2 separate regions of the Homo sapiens genome follow, and region 1 is linked to region 2. A link is a loop called in an ENCODE intact Hi-C map of the cell type or tissue named here. Cell type or tissue: chondrocyte. All regions are shown on one strand. Each heading gives the region's core, and the rest is flanking DNA. Links, peaks and the distances in the headings are about the cores only. Region 1 has its middle 7.1 kb from the start of DDR1. Region 2 holds the start of TUBB (tubulin beta class I).

The links. Hi-C counts contacts between places; a loop is a spot of excess contacts. Peaks named below come from ENCODE experiments on the same cell type or tissue, not always from the same donor. Only the 100,000 strongest peaks of a DNase experiment are listed, where the experiment ranks them.
Region 1: it touches region 2 in a loop (3-fold over the local background); 28 of 110 quality-filtered maps call a loop at or near these places.

The regions. Positions count from the first base shown.
Region 1 is chr6:30,874,731-30,880,101 of GRCh38, forward strand. No RefSeq gene overlaps it. Among named protein-coding and RNA genes, the nearest start is that of DDR1, 7.1 kb to the right of the region's middle. RefSeq lists an enhancer at 2,694-3,195. In chondrocyte, for the core only: CTCF peaks have their summits at 3,165 (motif pointing left) and 3,377; a DNase peak (open chromatin) is centred at 3,181.
Region 2 is chr6:30,719,709-30,725,048 of GRCh38, forward strand. It overlaps TUBB (tubulin beta class I), which reads left to right and starts at 644. Exons shown (of 4, transcript NM_178014.4): 1 at 644-855; 2 at 2,829-2,937; 3 at 3,210-3,320; 4 at 3,632-5,340. The coding sequence starts at 799. The coding sequence ends at 4,689. RefSeq lists an enhancer at 270-1,168. In chondrocyte, for the core only: CTCF peaks have their summits at 1,782, 3,101 (motif pointing left), 3,328, 4,431 (motif pointing right) and 3 weaker places; DNase peaks (open chromatin) are centred at 563, 1,241 and 1,806.

The DNA.
Region 1 (5,371 bases), core at 264-5,263, 150 kb after region 2:
TGAGACCCCTTTCCTGTAACAGGATTACAGCCGTGCGCCACCTCACCTGGCCTTTTTTTTTTTTTTTTGAGATGGAGTCTTGCTCTGTCGCCCAGGCTGGAGTGCAGTGGTGCGGTCTTGGCTCACTGCAAGCTCCGCCTCCCCGGTTCACGCCATCCTGCCGCTTCAGCCTCCTGAGTAGCTGGGACTACAGGGGCCCGCCACCACGCCCGGCTCGTTTTTTTGTATTTTTAGTAGAGACGAGGTTTCACCGTGTTAGCCAGGATGGTCTCGATCTCCTGACCTCGTGATCCGCCCACCTCGCCCTCCCAGAGTGCTGGGATTACAGGTGTGAGCCAGGGCGCCTGGCCTCACCTGGCCAATTCTTGATTCTATCCTGTAAACTGTCCTTGGAGTTTTCCCCAGGTGACTGCCCTCTGACTTCTTCACTTTGTGAATCAGTCCTTCACATCTTCCTCTCTTAGTAGCCCAGAAACCCCAGGTTCTAACTTCCTTGTGACACAGGAGTTAAGAAGAAATTACTTAGGTAGACAGTGAGGTTACCGAAGTTCTTGGTAAGGTTTCTCTTTTAATGGAAAGCAGGCCCAAATCATTTTTCCTTCTAACAAAGAGCAGCCTGTAAAATCGGGCTGCAGACATAGATGACGGCAGTTGTGCCAATCATGTTCAAAATGGCGGCCCCATCATCCCTTCTCTGTCAGCCACAGGTGCAGTAAGGAGCCGACAAAATGGCACCCTCCGAGAGAGTTCATTTGCATAATAAGCTTAGGGTGGGGCGGCCAGCCTTCCCAGCTATGTAAACAAACACCTGATCAAACCAATCTGTGAGTCCTAAGTAAATCAGACGCCGCCTCCTCAAGCTGGACTATAAATTCGGCTCATCTGCCTCCAGCTGCCCCTTTTCTCTCGGAAGTCCCCTCTCTCACTAGAGAGAGAGCTGTTTTCCTTTCTCTTTCTTTTGCCTATTAAACCTTCCCTCTTAAACTCCTCGCGACTCCTCGCGTGTGTCCGTGTCCTACATTTTCCTGGCATGGGATGGCAAACCCCGGGTATTTACCCCAGACAACTGGCTGCTTCACTTGCACTGGATCTTGAGGGTCGGGGAGATTTTTGACCTTTAACAGGGACTCCATCATTGCAAGTTTTCCTTGGAGACTCTTGATGGCCCAGGTTTAGTTTATACCTACTGTGAGAGCAAGAACTTGAGTAATGTATGGATGGACCTTTTTGGAAGGAAAACAATTTTCATGGACTTAAATTATTTTTATAATTTAAATGTGTGGAAACACAACTAACTATGAATTCCTTATGCTTCAGTAGTTAAGCAGTTATAAAACCAAAGCAAAGTAGCCATAGGTACAAACAAAAGTATAAAGACAAGTTTAACATTAATGTAATAAATAGTGTTTTTCTGAAATGAAGTTGCTGCTGGCAACAGACCATGTACTGCCTGATGAAGGTTCTTCCGCACTTGGCACAATATTCCACTGTGTGCCTGGCGATGACTCAATTCTTCCCCTTCTCATGTCTGTTCAAATTACTAAGAAATCTTTGTTAGAACTTGTCTCCTGGCCTTCACTTGGTACAAATGCGACCAAGACAATTAAAGCTATAAATAGGTAAATGCAAATGCAGGTACTCACAAGCAGGGCCAGGATCAGTTACAAATGACCCAAAACATGCTTATAACACTTTTCAAATGCTACTAAGGAAAGTTAGACATGGAACTTAATAGTTTTCACAGGTATTCACGAGTCCTCAGGAGTCCAGAGACCTCAGTTTGAGAACACTATCCTAGCACTGACCTTGACTTCCAGGGTGACCTTGAGGTAAGCATTTACCATTTTTGGATCTCTGTACATTTTTTGTACACAAGAATAATTTGGGCCACCAGTGTTCTTGGGAGATAAAAGAAGTTAGAGGAGTTAATGACAATGTTCCAAGATGTTCAAGGACTAGAGAGAAAGGATAAGAATGTATTATAGACCTCTAGAGTTGGAAAAAGAATGGTGGCTGAGATCCTCCAGCCTAGCTTTGGCTCTGTAATCAAAAAGACTCAGATTTGGGCCAAGCATTGTGGCACACGCCTGTAATCTCATTACACTGGGAGGCTGTGGCAGAAGGATCGCTTGAGGCCAGGAGTTTGAGACTAGCCTACGTAACATGGTGAGACCCTATCTCTACCAATCTCTACATACAAACAAAAAATGGCTGGGCGTGGTGGCTCATGCCTGTAATCCCAGCACTTTGGGAGGCGGAGGCGGGCGGATCACGAGGTCAGGAGTTCAAGATCAGCCTGGCCAACATGGTGAAATCCTGTCTCTACTAAAAATACAAAAATTAGCTGGGTGTGGTGGCGGGCACGTATAATCCCAGCTACTCTCAAGGCTGAGGCAGGAGAATCGTTTGAACCCGGGAGGCAGAGGTTGCAGTGAGCCGAGAGCGTGCCATTGCACTCCAGCCTAGGCAACAGGGCGAGACTCTGTCTCAAAAAAATAAAAATAAAAAATAACAGGACATGATGGTGCCTGAGCCCCAGCTATTTGGGAGGCTGAGGTGGGAGGATGGCTTGAGAGGTTGCATTGAGTTATAATTGTACCCCTGCACTCCAGCCTGGGTGACAGAGAGCTTGTCTCTATAAAACAAATAAACAAACAACTGAGATCTGAATTCCAGATCTGCCATTTACTGTGTGTGTATGGGGGATGGGGATGGAGAGCAACTTTTCTAACTCTCAGTTTCTACCCTAAGTGGGCATGTTTCAAAATGCCACATCACAGAACTGCTGTGTGGGCCAAATGAGATGGCTCTGGAAAGCGCTGAGAGCAGAGCCTGGCTCACAGCAAGGCTCAGGGATCCTAAGACGCTGCTGAGAATTCCACAGGCTTTTTAGCAAAGGACAATAGAAAAGAGAAAGTGAAGATTCTAACATTCTGCCTATAAATGACAACATCTCCTATATGTGCAAATTAGGTCATTGTACCCTAAATAGCCCCGCAGCTGCCCTGGGCTTCCAGTCAGCCTTTCTGACCTCTCTCTTGGGTCTGCTGCTTTGGGGTGCTTCCTGCCATTCCCTGCCCAAGCCTGAATCTCTTTCCTGGCCGCTTTCACTTTCCTTCCATTTTCCAGTAATTGGAGTTGGTCACCTGTGCAGCAAGCGCCCCCAAGTGGCCTTCCTGTTCACTGTCCGGACCATAAGGCCTAAAGAATACTCCGATAAGTTTATCAAGGCCGGGCTTCCGCAGAGGCAGGACTCACCAGGCTTAGCGGTCGGTCCAGGGTCGGTCCAGTCTGGAGGCCCAGGGAGCCATTCTACATCCCCCTTTCCATTTTGGAAGACTGAGATGGAGGAATCCAGGGGAAGTTCTGGGTAGGAAGCAGCCACTTGCCATTAAGTGGCAATTAAATTGCTATTGCAATTTAAGGTAAATCGCAGCCCCTCTGGGCCTAGTTTTCTTTTTTCTCACTCTTTTTTTGGCGATAGAGTCTTGCTCCGTCACCCAGGCTGGAGTGTAGTGGTGTGATCATAGTTACTGTTACCTCGAACTCTGGGGCTCAAGCCATCCTCCTGCCTCAGCTTTTGGGTAGCTGGGATTACAAGGTTTTCTTTTTATGAGAGCCCTGCCCCACTCATGTCAGAGGGCCCTGAGGAGGCAAACACAGGATGGTTGAAAATGCTAGTAAAACACCTAGGATGTGCACTGCTGTCCTGGCTGGAGGCTTAGGGGGAGCACCATGGGACGTACACAGGATAAAGTGGGATTAACTCCTCCCTCCCCTCAGCCATTACTCTGAACTCTGCATCCCACATGCTGCTGCCAAAAACCACTTTTAAAAGAACACAAATCTAAACATGTCATTTCCCAGCTCAAAACCCCAAGGTTCTTTCTCCTCACCTTCAGAATAAGCCAAACTACTCAATGATAGGTTCCAAATCTGCCTTTCTGGTTTCACTCATGGGATGGACCCTTCTTCCAGGTGAGGCTGCATTTGGACATAGCCATATTCACGCCTCCCTGCCTTGGCTCCTCCGCTTCTCTGGCCAGGAATGGCCTTGCCTCATCTCTGCAAATCTTAGCATGACTTAAGGCCCAGTTCAAGCTCCAGCTCCTCCCTGAGGTCTTCCTGAGTCTTGTCTCCTGTCCCACTCAGGAGGACCTGGCCTCCTCCTTCCCTGGGTTCCCATGACCCTTTCCAGCTCTGCCTGTAGCACGGTGTTCTGTCTTCTGTGACTACATATATACGCCTAACACTCTCTAGATTGTAAAGGCCTGGAAGGTGGGGAGTGGGTTCCATTACTGAATGCATCTTTCATAGCTCTCGCTGTCAGAGCCCTGCCCTATGCAAACTCTTTTATTTTTATTTATTTATTTATTTATTTATTTATTTTGAGAGGGACTTTCACTCTTGTATCCCAGGCTGGAGTGCAATGGCGCATTCTCAGCTCACTGCAACCTCCACCTCTCGGGTTCAAGCGATTCTCCTGCCTCAGCCTCCCAAGTAGCTGGGATTACAGGTAACCGCCACCATGCCTGGCTGATTTTTTTGCATTTTTAGTAGAGACAGGGTTTCACCACGTTGGTCGGGCTGGTCTCGAACTCCTGACTTCAGGTGATCTGCCTGACTCGGGCCTCCCAAAGTGCTGGGATGATAGGCATGAGCCACTGCACCTGGTGCCCTATGCAAACTCTTATTTTATTATTATTATTTTTTGAGACAGAGTCTCCCTCTGTCACCCAGGCTGGAGTGCAGTGGTGTGATCTTGGCTCACTGCAACCTCCACCTCTCAGGTGCAAACAATTCTCCTGCTTCAGCCTCCCAAGTAGCTGGGGTTACAGACGCGCACCACCACACCCAGCTAATTTTTTTCTATTTTTAGTAGAGATGGGGTTTCACCATGTTGGCTAGGCTGATCTCAAACTCCTGACCTCAGGTGATCCACCCACCTCGGCCTCTCAAAGCAAACTCTTAATAACAACTGTTGTGGAATGACTTGGGAGGTGGCACTCAGAGATCCCAAGTGACACATGAGAAGTCCACAGAGAGAGATCATGTTTAGTGGAGTTTGGATGGTTGCTTTTATCAGTGGGCCTGTACCTTACAGATGCTATCTCATTATCTTCTAAACAGACTCTGGGCCAGTGACCATTATCTCCCTCTTACTGATGTAGACTCAGCCAAGAGAAGCCAGATGTTGAGTCGGAACCTTAACTCTCCCTCTCAGACGCAGAGCCCTGCTTTCTCCCCTCCCATTTGATACTCTGCTTCCTCTTGCATGCTGTGAGAGGCGGCCTCATTACTCCTCTTCCCTCCTCCAGTCCCTCCAAGCCTAATTCATCACCTTTGGCTTTGGGATCATAGTTTCCAAACC
Region 2 (5,340 bases), core at 341-5,340:
TTGTTTCTCTTTCAAAACAATGGCTCGAAAATTTCCAAGGAAATAGCAAGAGGGCGATTCCCTTCTTGAAGTATTTGAGGGAGCAGAAGCTTACTGAAGTTCATGCCTTGGGTCACCAAAGGCCAGGGGAGGCAGAGCACGGTGCCAGACTTCTCCCCATTTTTCGCTGAACTAAGCAATCCTTTCTCCCCTAGAGGTACTGCAGCTGGGAGCTTTCAGGGCGTGTCTTCCCCACCACCCAACTTCTGGAACCCCAGACTTCTCAATTCCTGTACCCCCAAGAACTGCTCACTTTTTGTACAAAAACCTCAGGCATAGAGGAAAGGAATCTTGCGCAAGGTCGTTTTTCATTTACAAAACAAAAACCCCATGAAAACCAAACCGGTACCCACCCATTCGTCACTTCATTTTGCAGCATGGACAACAATAGGGGACTACAACTCCCAAAGAGGACTGCGCTCGTCCACTGGCTCAGAGGCCAATGGACGCCTGGTACATGACCGGCATCGACTAATCAGGGCCAGGCTCGATGAGGCTTTGTCTCCCTACCGCGCGCGGGGCCGATTCTCCCGCCTCCCAGCCCCGGCGCACGCGCGCCCCGCCCAGCCTGCTTTCCCTCCGCGCCCTCCCCTCTCCTTTCTCCCTCTCAGAACCTTCCTGCCGTCGCGTTTGCACCTCGCTGCTCCAGCCTCTGGGGCGCATTCCAACCTTCCAGCCTGCGACCTGCGGAGAAAAAAAATTACTTATTTTCTTGCCCCATACATACCTTGAGGCGAGCAAAAAAATTAAATTTTAACCATGAGGGAAATCGTGCACATCCAGGCTGGTCAGTGTGGCAACCAGATCGGTGCCAAGGTAAGAATTTTACACCTCTTTTATTTCTTTTTACAAGGAAAAATCCAGGTAAGTTATGAAAAAATGGTTGTGGGGCATTTGCACCCGCTATCCTTAATCAAGATTTGCCCCTCTCAAGTTTGTTACATTTATATATATAACAATTGTAGCTAGCATTTGCCTTTGGAAAGCTGGGAATCATTTTTCTTGGCAGGCACATTTTGGAGAAACTAGTAAAAGGGCTCTTCGGGTTTGGGGGCGGGAAGACCGAGGACTTATAAGATGTTACTTAAAAGGGCTTCTAACGGTCCGAGAACCGGGCAGGGAGAGAGATGCGGAAACGGTCGCAGACAAAGCGGGGCGAGGTTTTGCCCATGTGCATCCCGCCCAACCCCCCTGCGGGGTACTTAGGGCCAAACCGGAGCGGGAAGGGGTGAGGCCATCGGGCGGCTGCAGAGAGCTCCAGCGCAAGGGTGGGGGGCGATGCGCCAGGGTGGGCTGCGCTGGGCGCTACCTTTCACAAAAGACCAGGGACCCCAACGCGCCCGCGACCCCAGAGGGCCGGTCCTGTATTTGTTCCTGGGTGGAAGGAGAATAAGAACGGGATTAATTTTACTTGCTTTCATGGCCCCTAAGAGAGACTTTTTTAGGGCGTGAACAGATATGTCGAGAAAATGGGGGTGTGTGGTTTTCTTTAATGAGTCCCTCAGGACTTAATGGGAGAGAAAGAATCCTTTAAATCAAGGGGTAGAAATGTAGCGAAGGAATAAAAATTCCGAGGCCAAGGGGGATTTTTTTTTTTTGCGCGCGGTTACAGTGTAGCGGGGGAGGGGCGGGAGGAAGTGCGGCTGCTACGTTGTAGCAGAAGGGCGGGGCCCTGCGGGGCGGGGCCGGGGCGCCGTGGGCGCGCGGGGACAATGCGGCGTTGCCCGCCGGCAGGGGCGCGCTACCTTGGGCCCCGCCCCTCGCGCGCGGAATTTTTGTCCCTGGCCCCGCCCACGCGCGAAGTCTTTTGTCGGCGGCTCGACCTGCGCGTGCGCCGCAGTCACGTGGAGGGCGGGGGGGGTGGTCGACTGCGGCGGCAGCTCTTTCCTCAGACCCCCAGCCTTTTGTGCGCCGCGCGGTGGGGCGGTGCCCAGCTTGGGGGAAGGAGAGCGGCGCTTATCGAAGTGTGGTCGACCTCCATCCGCCCACCGAGCACTTGGGACCCGCTGCACATATCCAGAGCAGGGAAAGCTGTGGCTTTCTCGGGGGAGCGAGTGTCTAGGGGAAGGGTGTGGCAGGCCCACGGGATGCCATGCCCTAGAACAACGGCCTGAGCGCTTGTGGAATTAAAATGGGAGATGTGGGGCCGAGGTGGGCGAATTGGGATCCCTCCAGGTCAGGGGTTCGAGACCATCCTGGGCAACAAAGCGAGACCCTCCCCCATGCCACGTTTCTACAAAAAATAAAAGTAAAAAATTAGCTGGGCGTGGTGGCGCGCGTCTGTGGTCCCAGCTACTCGAGAGGCTGAGATGGGAGGATCGGTTGAGCCTGGGAGTTCCACGCTGTAGTCATCCGTGATTGCACCACTGCACTGCAGGCTGGGCAACAGGAAGACCCTGTCTTAAAAATTAGAAGAAGCTGGGCGCGGTGGCTCACCCTTGTAATCCCAGCACTTTGGGAGGCCAAGGTGGGCGGATCACGAGGTCAAGAGATCTAGACCATCCTGGCCAACATGGTGAAACCCGTCTCTACTAAAAATACAAAAAGTAGCTGGGCGTGTTGGTGCGCGCCTATAGTCCCAGCTACTCCGGGGGCTGAGGCAGGAGAATCGCTTGAACCCGGGAAGCAGAGGTTGCAGTGAGCCGAGATAGCGCCACTGCACTCCAGCCTGGTGACAGAGCGAGACTCCGTCTCAAAAAAAATTAAGAAAAAGATGAAATAAAATGGTAGTTGGGGACATAGTTGGCTGGGACTTGACCTGTTGTGGTCTCGTTGCTCCCCCTCGGCAGTTCTGGGAGGTGATCAGTGATGAACATGGCATCGACCCCACCGGCACCTACCACGGGGACAGCGACCTGCAGCTGGACCGCATCTCTGTGTACTACAATGAAGCCACAGGTAAGGGCAGGAGCCCGGGCAGCTCAGGTTCCCTTCCCTGTCTCCCACTTATCTGGGATCTCTTTCCATTTCTGGGCACGCCTTATCCCCTTTGGGTGAATCTGTCATTTTGTCCCTTTCGTGAACCACCGTCGGGGCCAAAGACGTCTGCTGCCACCTGGTGGCGGGACCTGGAATGACAAGTCTCTGATCCCTGCTGTCTCCCATTTCCAGTATATCTATAAACCTTCCCTTCTGCCAGATTTCACAGCTCTTAACTTTATTCTCTGTAGGTGGCAAATATGTTCCTCGTGCCATCCTGGTGGATCTAGAACCTGGGACCATGGACTCTGTTCGCTCAGGTCCTTTTGGCCAGATCTTTAGACCAGACAACTTTGTATTTGGTGAGTTATACAGATGATATTAGCAGATGATATACCATCGTGTTCAACTTATTTGGGTGCAAGGACACAGCAAAAGTTAGGAGATGATTGTTGTATTGGAGTGCTAATACAGAAATGTGTTCTGAAATCTAACGGAGGGTAGAGGTAGTGCCTACTATTGCTGGTAAATTATGGGGCAGTAGGGGGAGAATATATCACAGTGAAGGAGAAAGAAGATACATCCGAGGGAATTATTTGAAAAGTTGAAAGATGGAAACATCATGTATCTTCCATACCCTGTTAATTGAGCTTTTCTCCTGACTGCATTCCAGGTCAGTCTGGGGCAGGTAACAACTGGGCCAAAGGCCACTACACAGAGGGCGCCGAGCTGGTTGATTCTGTCCTGGATGTGGTACGGAAGGAGGCAGAGAGCTGTGACTGCCTGCAGGGCTTCCAGCTGACCCACTCACTGGGCGGGGGCACAGGCTCTGGAATGGGCACTCTCCTTATCAGCAAGATCCGAGAAGAATACCCTGATCGCATCATGAATACCTTCAGTGTGGTGCCTTCACCCAAAGTGTCTGACACCGTGGTCGAGCCCTACAATGCCACCCTCTCCGTCCATCAGTTGGTAGAGAATACTGATGAGACCTATTGCATTGACAACGAGGCCCTCTATGATATCTGCTTCCGCACTCTGAAGCTGACCACACCAACCTACGGGGATCTGAACCACCTTGTCTCAGCCACCATGAGTGGTGTCACCACCTGCCTCCGTTTCCCTGGCCAGCTCAATGCTGACCTCCGCAAGTTGGCAGTCAACATGGTCCCCTTCCCACGTCTCCATTTCTTTATGCCTGGCTTTGCCCCTCTCACCAGCCGTGGAAGCCAGCAGTATCGAGCTCTCACAGTGCCGGAACTCACCCAGCAGGTCTTCGATGCCAAGAACATGATGGCTGCCTGTGACCCCCGCCACGGCCGATACCTCACCGTGGCTGCTGTCTTCCGTGGTCGGATGTCCATGAAGGAGGTCGATGAGCAGATGCTTAACGTGCAGAACAAGAACAGCAGCTACTTTGTGGAATGGATCCCCAACAATGTCAAGACAGCCGTCTGTGACATCCCACCTCGTGGCCTCAAGATGGCAGTCACCTTCATTGGCAATAGCACAGCCATCCAGGAGCTCTTCAAGCGCATCTCGGAGCAGTTCACTGCCATGTTCCGCCGGAAGGCCTTCCTCCACTGGTACACAGGCGAGGGCATGGACGAGATGGAGTTCACCGAGGCTGAGAGCAACATGAACGACCTCGTCTCTGAGTATCAGCAGTACCAGGATGCCACCGCAGAAGAGGAGGAGGATTTCGGTGAGGAGGCCGAAGAGGAGGCCTAAGGCAGAGCCCCCATCACCTCAGGCTTCTCAGTTCCCTTAGCCGTCTTACTCAACTGCCCCTTTCCTCTCCCTCAGAATTTGTGTTTGCTGCCTCTATCTTGTTTTTTGTTTTTTCTTCTGGGGGGGGTCTAGAACAGTGCCTGGCACATAGTAGGCGCTCAATAAATACTTGTTTGTTGAATGTCTCCTCTCTCTTTCCACTCTGGGAAACCTAGGTTTCTGCCATTCTGGGTGACCCTGTATTTCTTTCTGGTGCCCATTCCATTTGTCCAGTTAATACTTCCTCTTAAAAATCTCCAAGAAGCTGGGTCTCCAGATCCCATTTAGAACCAACCAGGTGCTGAAAACACATGTAGATAATGGCCATCATCCTAAGCCCAAAGTAGAAAATGGTAGAAGGTAGTGGGTAGAAGTCACTATATAAGGAAGGGGATGGGATTTTCCATTCTAAAAGTTTTGGAGAGGGAAATCCAGGCTATTAAAGTCACTAAATTTCTAAGTATGTCCATTTCCCATCTCAGCTTCAAGGGAGGTGTCAGCAGTATTATCTCCACTTTCAATCTCCCTCCAAGCTCTACTCTGGAGGAGTCTGTCCCACTCTGTCAAGTGGAATCCTTCCCTTTCCAACTCTACCTCCCTCACTCAGCTCCT